3 separate regions of the Mus musculus genome follow, and regions 2 and 3 are each linked to region 1. Evidence: chromatin contacts called from ENCODE Hi-C or POLR2A ChIA-PET data. All regions are on one chromosome and are shown on one strand. The core of a region is the stretch at or near the end of the contact, and the rest is flanking DNA. Distances in the headings are between cores, read along the strand shown. Region 1 holds the start of 9530052C20Rik (RIKEN cDNA 9530052C20 gene). Region 2 holds the start of Lmo4 (LIM domain only 4). Region 3 holds the start of Selenof (selenoprotein F).

Region 1 (3,225 bases), core at 528-3,027:
TCTTGAATACTCCAAAGTAATGAAAAAGTAACCAACAGGATAAACTTAAAGTCTCCTACTCCATAGAGATCTCAAAACAAAAATCGTGGCTTACTTTATTTAGCTGGGAATAGGAAAGAATAATATTGCTTCGACACCGACTACACTAATTACGCCATCTATTTTGTTATCTTCTGCGGACATGTGCTGCCTAACGTTTTCACTTAATGAACAGTTCTCTGGTTTGTAAACAACTTCTGTAGCGCTCTCTCTCTCTCTCTCTCTCTCTCTCTCTCTCTCTTGTGTCCAAACCGGAGGGAAAATGAAAGTCTGGGGCGGTGGGGGGGGGGGGGAAGCATCAATATTTGAACTTCCGGATGTGAGCAGGGAGAGCCATCCGAGGGACCACCTCTCTCTCTCTCACGGAGTTCAAAAGGAAAAGTTGGGAGAGAGACGCGGCCCGCAGATCACGCTACGGGCTCGCGGTCACCTGAAGGCGGCTGGCAGCGCAAGGCCATCACTTCGGAGCGAGCCCTCGGGGGCTCAAGTTCGGGGGGCGCTCTTTGTGCGGTCGGAGGGGAAAGGGAGGGAACCGCCCACAGCCTGGGAGTCATTCAAAGGAGTTAGGGAGCGGGGCTGGGGGGAGGGCGGGGCGGTGACACCCGGAGGGGACCCGAGCGAGTAAGCGGCCCCGCCCGCGGGGACGGGGTCCCGCCGCCCGGTGGCCTCCGAGAGCGCGCGCGGGAGACCGGGTCCCGGGGCGGAGAGGCGGCTCCGGCCTGACACCCCGCGAGTTTCCACACCTAGCGGGCCAGGGGCGCGCCGCGCCGCGCAGCGTCCCCGACCCCGACCCCGCGGCCGCCTTCCCCTCCCGGGTTCCCCGGGCGGCGCTCCCGCAGGGCCGCGGCCCTTACCTGCAGCTCGGTGAGGAGGATCTCCCCCCGGTCGGGGTTGGACGCCATGGCGCTCCGCTCGGGCCTCCGCACCTGAAGGCGCCCAGCGGCGCGGCCGAGGGAGAAGGCGGGACGGGAGAGCCGGGCGGGGGGCGAGGACCGGAGAGAAAGCGGCAGCTAGGGAGTCATGGAGGCGCGGCCCGGCTTGCAGGCGCGGCTCATGGAGAGCGGCGGGGAGCGAGGGCCCTCGCGGCGCGGCTCCCCTCGCCGCCCGCCGCCGCCCGCCGGACTCTGTTCCCTCAGCCGCTCCCTCAGGGCGACGCCGGGAGCCGACTCGGAGCTCTCGGTGCGGGGCGCAGCGGCCGCGGCGGCAGCTCCTCCTGTCGCACCATTTGGCTGTCACCGCGTCGCAAAAGCGGCCGCGCTTGGCGGCTGCCGGCGCACGTGACTGCCGCGGGGCCCCGCCCCCTGCTGGGCGGGCTCTGGGAAGCCAAGGAGGGTTGGCGGGGACCCCAGGGCCAGGCGCGCGGGGCGGGGCGGACTCTGGGCGGGCCCGGATGACAGGGAGGCGAAAGGCCCCGGGCTCGCGTCGCCGGGAGGCGGGAAGTCGAGCGAGCAGACCACACCCACCGCGGCTGCGCTTAACGGCTCTGCGCGAACGCTAGGTCTGGCCTCCGGCCGGCCGCAGATTGAGCCTCGCTTCGGCCCTCCCTGCTGGGGAGCCGCGCCCTCCCGCCCGCCCACCCCGAGCTGTCGCTTCCTCCCTCCCCCACCTGCCGAAGCGTGTCCACCTCTCGCCTTTGGCTCGCGCGACGTCGCCACCAGTAAGGTGCACCGCGAGCCAAACCCGGGCGGAAGAGGCCCTTGGGAGAAGTGGGCGTGGTCAGGGCGCCAGCCTCTGCTCCGAGCAGTCCCCACGGGCTGCCTTTTCCTCGAGCGCTACCCTGAACTCTGTGGTTGGGACTAGAAAACTACTGAGCTCAAAGCTGACTTAGCTCATTTGTTGATTTTTTTTTTTTCAACGTAAGTTTAATGGAAAGAGATGAGGCAGAATCAGCGTCGGGAAGGAGCCAAAGCCGACTTTACTTGGGGAGGTATAAATGAGAACTAACTACTTAGTTGCAGAGTCTACTTAGTAGTGAGCCTTAACTAGCTACTTAGCAGCCTATCGGAATTAGCTACTTAGTAGCACAGTCTACTTAGTAACATAGTGTAACTTGTGGGAAAATGGACTTCTACAAGTAACACTTATGTATCACAAGTATCAACAGATACTTTTTTTGTCTAATCAATGAGTGGACACTCTCGGTAAACGCTTCCCTTGGGGTTCTGAAGATTAAGTGCATCTAATATAGCTGGTTCAAAGCAATGTGGACAAAGTGGTGATGGCTATTTAGGTGAGTATGGCAGGTTTCAGGTGGGTAGCTACAAGTCTGAGAAGCACTTTACCTTTCATGGGACATTGATGCAGGCTCCTGCAGATTTTTCTCCAAGAGTCTCAGAAATCATTGAAGTCAGAAATCATTGAAAATCTAGAGTTCTGTGACTCCGGCTCACAATATACTGGCAAAACTTTTCCGTTCTGTACTTCAAAAGTTTTACTATTTATATGTTTAATGAATTGCCTGGGCTGAAAATGATAAAAGCAACAAGTGCCTTAATTATTAAGTTACATAATCAACTTTAGAATGCGTTTAATGGATGAACACTGTTACTTCGCCAAGTGTCGTCTTAGGAATACTGTTTCACTCTAGAAACTGCTTATAGCTTAAGTGAAATATTTGTAAACACGCATCCAGTTTCATCATACTGCAGAGTGTGAAATACTTTGCTAGAGCTGGAATTGGCTTGTAATTAACCGTTGCTTCAAGAATGGCAGAGCTGTAAATCTGAGACACATTACTTTGTCTTCATACTTACTATAGTGTGAGTAACATTTTTAACTCCTGCTATTAAAATGGAGGCTTATTAATCAAGGAAGCAACAAGGAACTAACAACATTGGGAGAAGCCAAGTTATATGATTACCTTCCCTAGTAACTAACAGAGAGAGTTAGGCCCTGGAGTTATGAGTAGTCTTAAGAAAGAGTCTATAACAAGTAAGTGGGGAGTCCTCTTGAGGAAGCAGTGTTGTGTCCAAAAACACTATTACAATTTTAAATGGTAGGTACAAAGTGGTAGTATGATTTTTACTGTAAAGTATACACAACAAAACTTACCATTTAAAGTGGGTCACTAGATTCCTATTGATATGTTTTTCTTTTTCTTTTTTTATAATTTACTTTTCTCCAGGAAAGAGATGAGAAACTTCATATATACATAACAAGTGGCTAACTATTAAGAAGTATTTGTGC
Region 2 (3,275 bases), core at 19-2,518, 1.3 Mb after region 1:
GAGATGAATCAAGAGGACTGACCAGAAAGTGACTCCCCTGATAACTAAGGACGGGCCCTCATCAAGTTTCATTTAGAGTTGGAAAAAAAAAAAAAGAAAGCTTTTAAGTTAAATAGGCTTATACTCTAGTAATTACATAGCCAAGCAATTTAGGTCCTGGGATAGTCAGTGAAATAGAAAGCAGAGCTGGCAGCTAGAGGCAAAATCTGCCCCCCTTTAACAACGTCTCTGGTGTTTTTTAATGGAGACCAAGGGAGGGACAAACGTAGCGCTGGCCATTTGTAGTACAAAAATGGATGCTTAATTCATGTCTTGATTTTAATTAGGTGATTCACCGGATTTCTCCTGGATTGGAACAAAAGACTTATAAGCCAAGAGGAATTCTTTTTAAAAGAATCAGCAATGCCAGCTCCTGGTCACTTAGAGCTTTTCGTTCCCTGTTTCAAACAGTGTTGGGGGGGGGGTCTTGACTATCGCCCCCACCCACGCACACACCACTTCTCATCTGAGCAGCCCCTGCCTTTCCTTTAGGAACTGGAACTGCCCCCAGCCCTCTCCAGGGTCCCCACCAGCCCCGTCTCCAAGAAGAACCCTTTTGTAAGCAAGGAACCGCTACAAAGCTGGCGGCCCGGGGCTGCCCTCCTTGCTAGCTCGCAGGCCGGCCTCCGGTAGTTTCAGACTCACGCATTATCTAAGGCGACGTATTGTTTACTTGCAATTTGGGACGGTCAAGGGAAGGAAGCCAAAGAAAACAGCCCCGGCCCCGATCAGTTCCCCCCTCCCTCTCTCCCTCGTCCCCTCCGGGCCCGCGGCGTCCCCAGCCACCCCCTTACCTGCTTCTCCCCTATATTGCAACACTGCGAGAGGCGGCGGCGGCGGCGAAATGCGAGCGGAGCCGCTCGGCTTCCAGGGCAGGGGCGCTGGGGCTGGCGGAGCTGGAGGGAGGGAGGGAGTTCTCGCAGAAGCAGGAAAGGGGAGGAGGGGGCTAAGGGCTGCTTTTTTTTTTTTTTTTTTTTTTAATCGCGTGGCTCTGGGGCGGGTAGAGGGAGCCCCACGCTAAGTGGCAGGCGGCCCGGCGAAGAAGTGTCAAGTCTCAGCCCGAGGGTCCCGGTCCTCAGCCCCCGGCTGCGCGCGAGCAGCTGCAGGCTCCCTCGGCCGGGCCCGCGCGGCGCAGCAGCAGCCACTGCTGCAATCGCGGCTGCAAGTTTGGCAATGTGGCTTCACTTTGTACGCGCCCCCGCCCCCGCCGCGCCCGCGCTCCTCCTCCTCCGCCGCCGCCTTCCTCCCGCCCGCCCGCCCGCTCGGGGCCGCCGGCGGCTCGGCCGAGCTCCCCCCTCCCGCGACCTGCGGCCCGGGAGCGGCGGTGCAGGCTCGGTCCCGCGGCCGGTACGAGGACGCACGGAGTGGGGAGCTGCGGGCCGGCCGGGAGCGCTGGACCGATCGGCTGCCCCGCTGCTGCTGCCCGGCTCGGAGGAGGCGGCGGCGCGGGCCTCTAGCCGGCTCGCTCGCTCCTTCGGCGGCGCTTACACATGTGTTACTGACAGAGCAGAATCCCAACTACTCCCCGGCTCTGCCGCCGACGTCAGCGACCCTCAGCCACTGGGCGGCCGGATTGTTCAGGCGGAATAATAAAACCTGCCAATCCGGGGAAGGACAAAGGGTGACTGAAACGAGACTCGGGGGGCGGGGAGCGAGGCGGGCGGCTGAGCCGGCCGGGCCCGGGAAGGCGGGGGGGGCCCGGGGTCGGGGCACGAGAAGGGACCCGGGTGGCGCGGGGGACGCGGCCAGCGAGCGCGTGCCCAGGCTCAGGACCACACCTGCCTGCCCAGCGCGCGAGGACGCGTGGAGCCCGCCCCCGCAGGGCCTCGGGGATCGCCTTCCCTGGCTCAGAGAACAGACCCTCGGGAAACTTACTTTCCCAGAAATGGGTCTCTTCCTGTTAGGGTAGAGGATTCATTCTGCCGGAGGGAGGTGCAAAAGCGGGTGTTTTGTTTAATTCTTCGGGTTGCAGATTTCAAAACCTTAAGCAAAGTGGGAAGTAGTTCCTACCTAAGTACTGCCAGCTTAACCCCATCTTGCTCCCATTAACCCCAGTGTAAACTGGAAGGAGGAGGCATTTCATAGATGCTTGTCAGTTGCTGGTGAATGCAAATCACACCCTGGTTTTCAGAGATGAAGGAAACTTTATGGGCAAAGCTTTTTGCTCACCATTCTGCTTCAGTGTAGAGGGTGTGATGCTAGCTCCCTCGTAGCCCCCTAAAGCGATGCGAGCATTTGCCAGACCTGCTGCTAGCTCACGACCCTGAAAAAAGACTAGTCGTTTCTTGTACAAACCAAGATTTGAGGAATGCTAGCTAGCTTCAGAGCCTCTTTCCAGGGCCAGAGCTCAGCCTGGATCCTTGAACATCAAGTTATTCAACTTTACTCTGCCAAATAGGTTTAATAAATCTCCGATCTGAGGTTAATACTAGGGTTGATTATTAATAGTAAGTTCCAGAGAGATTTTTCTGTTGGAAATTATCATGGAAGTGCAAAGCTGTACTGCTAAGTATCATTAACTAAAACCAGTCTTGTGGGAGAAGCTTGGAAGAAAGGAAGTTGAAGAAAAATCAGGCAAAAAATCTACAGTCCTAGCAGCTGTGTGCAGAATTTTGGTTCTTTAAACTGCCAAAATTAGGGCAAAGGAATAAATATTGCCTATGAAACCAGGAAGAGGGTGGTTTTAATACCAGTTAAAAATACTCATTTCTGGATTCTAGCTCCTTGAGTTCCTAACATGCTACAGTTAAAAATTATTTTTATGGATTTGTATTTAACGTTGTGTTCTTATGATCATTCACCTTAAAAGCTTTTTTATTAAAAAAAAATCAACGTGATAATAATTGGAATGTCCTATACAGACAACAGCTGCAGAAGGTCATGATGAAAACAGACCAATTTAGGAAAGAGGTTTTTTTATTATTATTATTATTTTGTCCTAACAAAAAACCCAAAGCAAAGCAAAACAATAACCTCAAAGGAGGAGAGGACACTTTAAGATATAAGACATTGTAATATCTGGGTTCATCTCTGACTCATTACAATTTAAATCAATCAAAACTAGGCAATCAGGGATTTTTTGCTTTTAAGACCAGATGCAGAAGTAGATATACTTCTGCTTCCCCTCTGAGATTTCGGGCCTGCACAAGATCTTCATGGCTACTGTTGTATTAAAATACATCATATGGGAAGATTTCCATACCTGTACAAGCCCCTTATTGTACATAAAAAAAAAA
Region 3 (3,430 bases), core at 741-3,240, 1.7 Mb after region 1:
CAGTACATACATTCAGTAGTTCTTCAAATTTCACTCTAGAAAGGAGGACTGGACTGCAAGTACCTTTGGCTTCTCTTTCACACGGAGCTGGACATCAATCAAACGATTCTTGCTTTTATAACACTATTCTTTAAAATGTGTTCAAGGCTTCCTTAAAATCTACCAAAAACTTGGAAATATCTACTATATATAAAATTTAAATTCTTTTCTGGTACTTCTTTTCTTGAAAATTAATCCGCACCCCCAAGCTGCATCTAGCTGTTCCTCAAGGTAACTTTAAATCGTGTTTAAGAAACAGGCAAGGTCAAAGTGTATGCAAAAGCTGTTTCCCATATTCAAATTACATTCTCTGAGCTGATTTTCAAGTGTCACATACATTTTTAAATCAAAACGCGTCAATGATTAAGTCCCTGTCTCCAGAGCACTTCCAAATACCAAAGTTCTCCACTATCCGGAAGCACCCGACTATCCGCGCTTTCGACTGCTGTTGCACAAGTTCGCACTCCAATTTTGTGTTTCAAGCACCCTTTTCCATTCGGGCACTGAGAGAGACGCTTTAAGAGACCCATATGGTTCACTCTCCCCACTCTTTTCCTTTCACAAGGTAAACCCTGCAATTCCAAACCCTCAACGTTCCCCTCTTGTACATGCAATCAGCCTAAACTTACGACCCCACTCTGAAGCCCAAATCAACCAGTTTAGCGTCACTCATAAAGAACTTCAGTCCCCCAGATGTCTCCTTTTCGTGCCATCATCGGCTCCGCTGTCCCACACCGCCAGCCTACCAAAGCTGTCAGTTCTAAGGTCCCTTACTGCCCTAGGCTCAGGCATGCCTGCCACTCACTACGGTGAGCCGCTTTCACTCCCCATCATTCCCGGAGTCTCCTTCCATTTCTACCCATCTCCCCGCGACGAATCTCCCCACGACCACCATCCCCAAAGGATCCTGTGCCCAGGTGCCCCTAATTCAAATTCCAGTCCCCATCTCTGCACATGACTGGGGCTTTGCAGAACGATTTGGAAGAGAAGAGAGAGGGAGCGTTTGTGTCCTCCAGCAGCACCAGCTCCAGGCAGACCTGGGTCCCCTCTCTCAGTGAAGGGCCGACGGGGCAGCCCTCTGGCCAGAGACCTCGCGCGTGCAGCTCATCAGCCCAGCTTCCCTCCCCGGTGGCGGGAGCTCGACGTGCCCGGGTCCCAGCTCTCGAGGTTCTCCGAGGCCCCCTGAGGAAGCCCACTTGCTATAGCCGGCAATGCCCACCCGCCAGCCCGGCCCCGGCGCACCGCTCGGCTGCCTCACCTAGCTTCGCCCGGGACTCCTCCAGCTTCTGGATCTGGTTCTCCAAGAAGAGCATCGCCACCGCGAAGGCCACCACCGCCAGCAGCTGCAACTTGGGCGGCATCATAATCCTGAGGAGCCCCATGAAACCCGCCGCTCGCGATCAAGACATACCGCGGGGGGCGGGGAGCGGGGCCCCGAGGGCGACCGAAGCGCCGGGAGGAGACCCCGACCCGGGAGCTGCGCGGACTGCCGCGCCGCAGCGACCCCCTCCTCCTCTCCGGTCTCCCGCCCGCGGGAGCCAGCGCCGGCCGCCTGGTGCACGCTTCTCCCCGGCCCACTCGACGGCCCTGGCGCCCTCCTGCCGCTGCCGCTGCCGCTGCCCCCTGGCTTCGGGACCCCACGGCCGCACGCCCTCTTCCCTCGCTTCCTCCCTTCCCTCCCTCGGTCGCTCGCGGCCGCGCGCTCCTCCGGTGGCGATGCGGCTGCGGCTGCGCCGCCCTCGGCCCGCCCCCTCCCCTCCCCCTCGGCCACCACGCGCACGCCTTGACGCACGCTGCCCGGCAACCAGAGGCTCCACCCCCATCCTCCGGTACAGTGGTGTTCATTGGTCCGAAGAGAGGCCGCTTCTCGCCCTTTCGGTTCGATTTACGGTTGGGTTCCTTGTCACGGGACTCAAGCAAGGCGTTGTCCGATTGGGTAAACTTGGAGGAGGCGGGGCTACTGATGGCCGAGCTGGGGCTTCGTGGATAGCCGATTGAATGTCGTGAATAAGAAGCCCCGGTGTGGGGAGTTTAGGAAAATGCCTAATTTGAATCTCTAAAAGAACCTGAGGACTGTTTAACAATCGATCACTTACAGGCTCCCATGGTCGCCTAACTAACACTCGTCTTTGTGGGATAATAGGCTTGTAGCAGTGGCCTTTCGCGGCGGGTTTCGCGTCAGGCAGTGCAGTGGACGTCCCCGGCACAGGGGTCCTCAGACCCCTGAAGATTGACGGCAGACCGCAGGGATGGCGGCAGGGCAGGGTGGGTGGCTGCGGCCCGCTCTGGGGCTGCGCTTGCTGCTGGCGACTGCGTTTCAAGCGGTGAGTGTGGACCGCCTCTGGGGCTGCCTCAAGGCTGGTCGGAGAGCGCGGATGTGGAAGGGCAAACCCGGGGCCACGCTTGGGAGCCGCCCGTGGAACGGGCTGCCTTAGCGGCCGCTTCCATCCGGAATGAAACGTGGCAGAATTCCAGCCGGAGCTCTAGAGACGATGGTTTCCTCGCTTCAGGCAGCTAGGATCGGTTTTTCAGAGCACAGAGGGTACATAGTCAGTAATGCTTAGAAAGGAGGGACGTTTCTTTGAGTGAGACACAAGTGAATGAAACTACCGCTGCTTACAAACTCCCAAACCTTAAAGGGTTTTGGTCCAGACAAGCGGTTTTCCTCGTTAACCAGACGACACGGGTTCTAAATCTCTGAAAGGAGTTAACCTGGTTTTGACTTACTTAGCTACTCATGAAGCAACTGTATTTTTGGTAAATTCCTCTATGGGAGTTTTCCACCCATATTTACATGTCTTTGTACTTAGGATACTTAAGTGATTTGTCCAAGATTTTGGAAAGTTAAAATTATACCGTAGGTCTCTAAATACTCTGTTCTTCATAGGTCTTATAGTTCACAAACGTTGTCTCTGCTTTTCTTACTTTGTCCAAAGAGTGGATTCTTAGCGTCTTACATTGCAATACAATGTTGTTTTGAAACATCTGGTACTTCAGAAAACACTTAGGGAACATCCCTTTAAACTTTTATACTGGAAACATAAGTAAATTGTTGGCTTTTCCCTCCCATTGTAGTCGTTTGAATGTGTTACCACTACCAAAAGTAACAAAGGAGTAATGTTTTCAAACTATCTTCAAAATCTCAGTAGGCTATGGCTTTGTAAATACCTGCCCCCACCCCCTTGCCAATCAATGTTTTTAAACAATTTAACCATCCTTTATGTTAGTGAAGCAGTTCCCTCATGGATGCACTGTTTGAGCTAGTTGGTGAATTTAACTAAAAACCCAAAGCTACTGTAGTTCTAGTCAGTGCCATTAACAGGGACCGCTCAGTTCTGCTGCTAACTCATCTCCCAGTAAATGACTGACTTCTTTTTCACAGCCGTCTCAG

Evidence for each region. Hi-C counts contacts between places; a loop is a spot of excess contacts on that map. ChIA-PET counts read pairs that join two places held with the same protein, here RNA polymerase II (POLR2A).
Region 2: a map of left cerebral cortex shows a loop between it and region 1 (5-fold over the local background). The contact joins the promoter of Lmo4 here to the promoter of 9530052C20Rik in region 1. A Hi-C loop is called at or near these places in 3 of 37 maps with a recorded cell type or tissue (heart and left cerebral cortex). POLR2A ChIA-PET finds 5 or more read pairs at or near these places in 1 of 5 experiments (Patski).
Region 3: a loop to region 1 is called in a map of v-Abl transformed pro-B cells, with 3 times the contacts of the local background. The contact joins the promoter of Selenof here to the promoter of 9530052C20Rik in region 1. A Hi-C loop is called at or near these places in 1 of 37 maps with a recorded cell type or tissue (v-Abl transformed pro-B cells). POLR2A ChIA-PET finds 5 or more read pairs at or near these places in 1 of 5 experiments (Patski).

The regions. Positions count from the first base shown.
Region 1 is chr3:142,880,718-142,883,942 of GRCm38, forward strand. It overlaps 9530052C20Rik (RIKEN cDNA 9530052C20 gene), which reads left to right and starts at 1,778. Exons shown (of 2, transcript NR_152127.1): 1 at 1,778-2,269. Pkn2 (protein kinase N2) reads right to left here and starts at 1,287. Exons shown (of 22, transcript NM_178654.4): 1 at 894-1,287. The coding sequence starts at 941.
Region 2 is chr3:144,203,987-144,207,261 of GRCm38, forward strand. Lmo4 (LIM domain only 4) reads right to left here and starts at 1,269. Exons shown (of 5, transcript NM_010723.3): 1 at 834-1,269.
Region 3 is chr3:144,568,437-144,571,866 of GRCm38, forward strand. Selenof (selenoprotein F) reads left to right here and starts at 1,991. Exons shown (of 5, transcript NM_053102.2): 1 at 1,991-2,363. The coding sequence starts at 2,289. It overlaps Hs2st1 (heparan sulfate 2-O-sulfotransferase 1), which reads right to left and starts at 1,780. Exons shown (of 7, transcript NM_011828.4): 1 at 1,298-1,780. The coding sequence starts at 1,421.